Linked DNA regions of Homo sapiens: region 2 is linked to region 1. Evidence: read pairs that join two places in POLR2A ChIA-PET (ENCODE). Cell type or tissue: PC-3. All regions are shown on one strand.

Evidence for each region. ChIA-PET counts read pairs that join two places held together with the same protein. Peaks named below come from ENCODE experiments on the same cell type or tissue, not always from the same donor. Only the 100,000 strongest peaks of a DNase experiment are listed, where the experiment ranks them.
Region 2: POLR2A ChIA-PET joins it to region 1 with 10 read pairs; 1 of 35 experiments calls an interaction of 5 or more read pairs at or near these places.

The regions. Positions count from the first base shown.
Region 1 is chr5:93,272,344-93,274,843 of GRCh38, forward strand. No RefSeq gene overlaps it. Among named protein-coding and RNA genes, the nearest start is that of NR2F1-AS1, 310 kb to the right of the region's middle. In PC-3, no CTCF peak of the experiment used is centred here; a DNase peak (open chromatin) is centred at 1,058; H3K27ac peaks cover 1,521 bases.
Region 2 is chr5:93,830,121-93,832,620 of GRCh38, forward strand. The region is part of intron 7 of ARB2A (ARB2 cotranscriptional regulator A); the gene reads right to left. Among named protein-coding and RNA genes, the nearest start is that of POU5F2, 90 kb to the left of the region's middle. In PC-3, a CTCF peak has its summit at 1,493; a DNase peak (open chromatin) is centred at 1,541; H3K27ac peaks cover 871 bases.

The DNA of each region.
Region 1 (2,500 bases):
GGAAAAGATTTGACAGACCAAGAAGCTGACAGCTATCGGTTGACTGCAATCATCAACACAGTCCCTGCCCACCATTACACAACAGATAGTCCATATTTTACTTTATTTTTCTATTGAACTTTCTTTTTCAATATCTATAAAATTATTTTTATAATCCCCTTTTTATAGGTCCACAAAGTCCTAGAGGCCATAATATAACATTTGAATATTAAATACCAGGTACTATATGACTTGCTAGAATGATCTCAGTCAGTTTCCAATTCACATTCTGCTCACACAAATCAAATGTTGTTACCCATCCAAGCTATTTGGCTGCTAAAATGGACAAGCGGCACTGTTCATAACATGAGGGTCACAAATAATAACCATACTCTCTTAATGTTCAATAATTATACCAACAACCAATATTCATGTCTCATTTATGAGCCAGGCGCTGTGCTAAATTCCTTATATGCTGTCTTAGTCCGTTTTGTGCTGCTATAACTGAATACATGGGACTTGATAATTTTTAAAGAACAGAGATTTACTTCTCACAGCTCTGGAGACTTGGAAGTCCAGGATCAGGGCACCAACATTTTGCAAGGCCCTTCTCACCATATCATCACATAACGGAAGGTGGAAGGGCAAGGAGGGAGCAAGCGGGGGCCAAACTCGCCCTTTATAATGGCATTAATTCCATCTATGAGGGTAAAGCCCTCATGGCCTGATCATCTCTTAAAGGTCCTACCTCTTAGTATTGTTACAATGCCAACTATATTTCAACATGAGTTTTGGAAAGGACAAATATTCAAACCATAGCATATGCTAAGGACTCTTTACTATTATCCCGAAAACACTGGAAAGGAAGCTCCATGTGGACAGGGAGTTCTGTTTGTTTTGTTCCACACTGATTCCCTCAAGATCTAAGAGCAGTGCTCTGCACTATTTATATGCTCAAATTCCAGTGGTTTGTCTCCAGAGCTCACCCTATTTACCACCATACTGTGAGTCATAACTGATACACTAGTGCTCTACCCTCTGTGAAAAGCTGCACTGTGGGGGCAGCTCTAGAATCTGCCTATAGCATTTATCACTGGGGTGACTTTGGCAAGTTATTCACCTGTTGGATGCTTTTGTTTCCTCTCTATAAAGTGGGCATGACGGCAGCACGACCTCATACACTGGTGAGGATTAATATCAATTGCATAACAAACCACAAAAAAAATGATTTAAACAATAACAGTCATTTATTTTTGCTCTCAAATCTGCAATTTGGACAGGGCTCATCAGGGAAAACTCATTTCTGCTCCACACAGTATCAGGAGGGACAGCCCAGTGGAGGGCAGGATGATCCACATGCAAGACAGACAGCTCACTCTCAGGGCACGTAGTTGGTGCCAGTTGCTAGCTGGAAGGGGCTCAGGTTCTTCCCCACATAGCCTGGGCCTCCTTGAGGCATACTGTCTGGGTTCTCATGGAGAGCGTCCACAGGGAGGAAGCCAGGCAGAAGCTGTCTCCCCTCTTTTTTACTTAGCTTTGGAAATCACATAGCATCATTTTTGTCATACTCTATCTCCTTTTGAAACAGTTACAAAAGCCCACCCAGCTTCAAGGGGAAGAGACCTAGACTCTGCCTTTTGTTGGGGGAGTGGCAGTGACATGGTTTAGCTGTGTCCCCACCCAAATGCCATCTTTAATTTTCACGTGTTGTGGGAGGGACCCGGTGGGAAGTAATGGAATCATGGGGGCAAGTCTTTCCCGTGCTGTTCTCATGATAGTGAGTAAGTCTCACGAGATCTGATGGTTTTATAAAAAGGAGTTCCCCTGCACAAGCTCTCGCTCTCTTTGCCTACCACCATCCACGTAAGATGTGACTTGCTGCTCCTTGCCTTCTGCCATAATTGTGAGGCTTCCCCAGCCATGTGGAACTGTAAATTCATTAAACCGCTTTCTTTTGTAAATTGCCCAGTCTCGGATATCTCTTTATTAGCAGTGTTAAAGCGAACTAATACAGGCAGAGTTCTGGAAATCATGCTAAAGGGAAAATCTTGTTGTGCTCATTTGTGGAATATACAAGCTCCCACAGCTTGTGCCCCTGAATCAGGTTTTCCTCAAAGGAAATTTGTACTTAACTAAGGAATGATTGGAATGTCCAGCTACTCTGTGATTAGGTAAAACTGCTGTGTCTAATAACATGGGATAGCCGGGTACTGTTCACTCATCGGCTGCAATAACATGCGAAGGTTGATAATGGGGTTTTCTCATGCCCCTTGGTAGATAGATAGGGAATTCCCAAGCACTGGGCCATGGAGCCTAGAAGGAAACCAATCCATGTATCAAACTGAAAGGGTGGAGACAAGTTAGAGAATGGAAACTGATCAGCAATGGAGAAAGAAAACAAACATTTATTGAGTCGTTGCTTGTAAGAGCTACTTGCTTAGGTTATAAAATCTTCCTTCAACCTGTTCTCATGAGCTTGACTTTTTATTGACCAAAAGCCCATATTTTTAAGTCATGATAA
Region 2 (2,500 bases), 560 kb after region 1:
TCACCCTAGTTATAGCTCACAATGCAAGAAATATGAAAACAAAATAGGAAAGTTACCAGAGTTTCCACCTATTGATGGTTGGCATAACTAACCATCTTAAATACCTGAGATGGTCCTAAATACTCCATATATGGACAGGATTACATATATGTGTGTATATATATTTATATGTATATATATGTGTGTGTGTGTATATATATATATATATATATATATATATATATATATATATCCACACACAATTAGATAACTCTGTCCCCATTAAGCTCTGCGCTGGAAGTGTAGATGGAAGAATGATAAGTATGCCATGATCCTGGCCTTTAATAAGTTAGAGGTATTAACACATAAAGACTTCAGAAGCAGTAGTGTGTGAGGAGTATTACCTCCTCTGATCCTGTTGGACTGTCCTGAAACCAAGGTTGACGGGCCATTATAAATCCATACTATCTGACCTCAGTGAGGTTCTCCCTGCTGTCTTCTCAGTCACTAATTCTTCCTGTATACTGTTGGGATCCTATTTGTCTCATTCTTTCCAGTCCCACCACTGTTTAGGTTTTCTTACAACAGACTTTAGTCTCAATTTTTCTAGTCCAGCAGTCCCCAACCTTTTTGACATCAGGGACCAGTTTTGTGGAAGACAGTTTTCCACAGACAGAGTGGAGAGGATGATTTTGGGATGATTCAGGTGCATTACGTTTATTGTGCACTTTATTTCTATTGTAATATATAATGACATAATTATACAACTAACCATAATTTAGAATCAGTGGGAGCTCTGAGCTTGTTTTCCTGCAACTAGGTGGTCCTCTCTGGGGGTGATGAGAGACAGTGACAGATCGTCAGGCATTAGATTCTCATAAGGAGCGCACAACCTAGATCCCTCACATGCGCAGTTCACAATAGGGTTCATGCTTTTATAAGAATCTAATACTGCAGCTGATCTGATAGGAGGTGGAGCTCAGGTGGTAATGCGAGCAATGGGGAGCAGCTGTAAATACAGATGAAGCTTTGGCTTGCTTGCCTGCTGCTCACCTCCTGTTCAGCCCAGTTCCTAACAGGCCATGGACTGGTACCCATCTGTGACCCGGGGTTTGGGGAACCTTGTTCTAGTCTTTCCCTTTACTCTGTTGCCAGATCAATCTTTTTGAAGCCTTGCTCTGATCAAGCCACTCCGCTGCTAAAAAAAAAAAAAAAAAGTCATTTACTGAAATGATTTTGCCTACAAAGTAACTGGAACTCTTTAGCCAACATCTTCTCTAAAACTATCTTTCTAGCTTTCCCTCTCACTATCTATTTCCAGGGATCTTATGCTCCAGGCAAATCTGGATTACACATTAATAGTCTGAAAGCCCTAGACAAAACTCAGTCATGCAACTCAGTCTGGGATGAGACAGGCAATGCAGCCCAGATTACACAAAGCCTAAAAGCAAGGAGTAGTTCAGTAATCCACATATGTGAGATGATAAAGACCATAATACTCCTCAGGGTGGTAGCAGAGTGAATGGAAAGAAAGGGATAGAATGAATCATCATAAAAGAAAAATGAGCAAAATTTTGTGAGTCACAGGATTTGAGGGAAAGTGCCGGCCAGGCCCATCCATGACTAAAGGGAGCTAAGAACCAACAGTTGTTTCTACTGCTTACAGAGAATAGTATTACAGCTTAGTCTTTTCCTCCACAGTCGATGGAGATAATATCTGTTAATGGCCTGTCAGCAGTAGGAAAGAGAAACTTCATGTTTCCATGGGCTTCAAGTACTTAAATGTCTTCAGCTTGACTAAGGTCAAGCTGAAATTACAGATTTTAGCTTTAGACTTTTAAACCAAATATTCTAAAAAGTGAGACCCAACTGAAAAATGTCTACAATATCCACAAGGGGGTCTTTTATAGGCTCAACTAAACCATCAAACTCATGAGACTATTCTGGACCACACTTGATATCCATTGACTAAAAAAGATATAGAAAAGGAATCAACCTTGCTAGCAGGGCAGCACCAGACACTACTTTTTAGTGGGAGCCTTGCAGCAGTCCTTGTGGCAACCCCCAGAACCTCCGAGGATTTACTATCTTTGGAATATGGCGTGTTAACTTAGGAGTGAGGGAATCAGGCTCACCTTGAGCAGATGCAGGAGTTATCCTGGCTTAAAAATCTTATACCCCACAGAAGCCAATATCTTTGCAATAACTCCATAGGTATGGCTTTCAGGATTCCATCCCATAAGAGACATGCTCAATTCTAAGAGTCACTACTCTTAGGGAAGATCAAAGCTATGGTATACCATGTTCTGATTACTACTAATCCTGATGGAGTTTACTAATTAGGGGTCATTTTCTACCACAGGCAATATTGTCTAGTGACCATCCACTTAAGAGTGAATGCTATGATGTGCTGCCCAGAATCCCTTCAGTTATAAGTCATTCATTTCCTTAGCTGTGGGAGTGCTGGCCTTAGCTGAGGCACTCTCTAGAAATTGCCCTTAGCCAAAAAGCAACCTTGCTT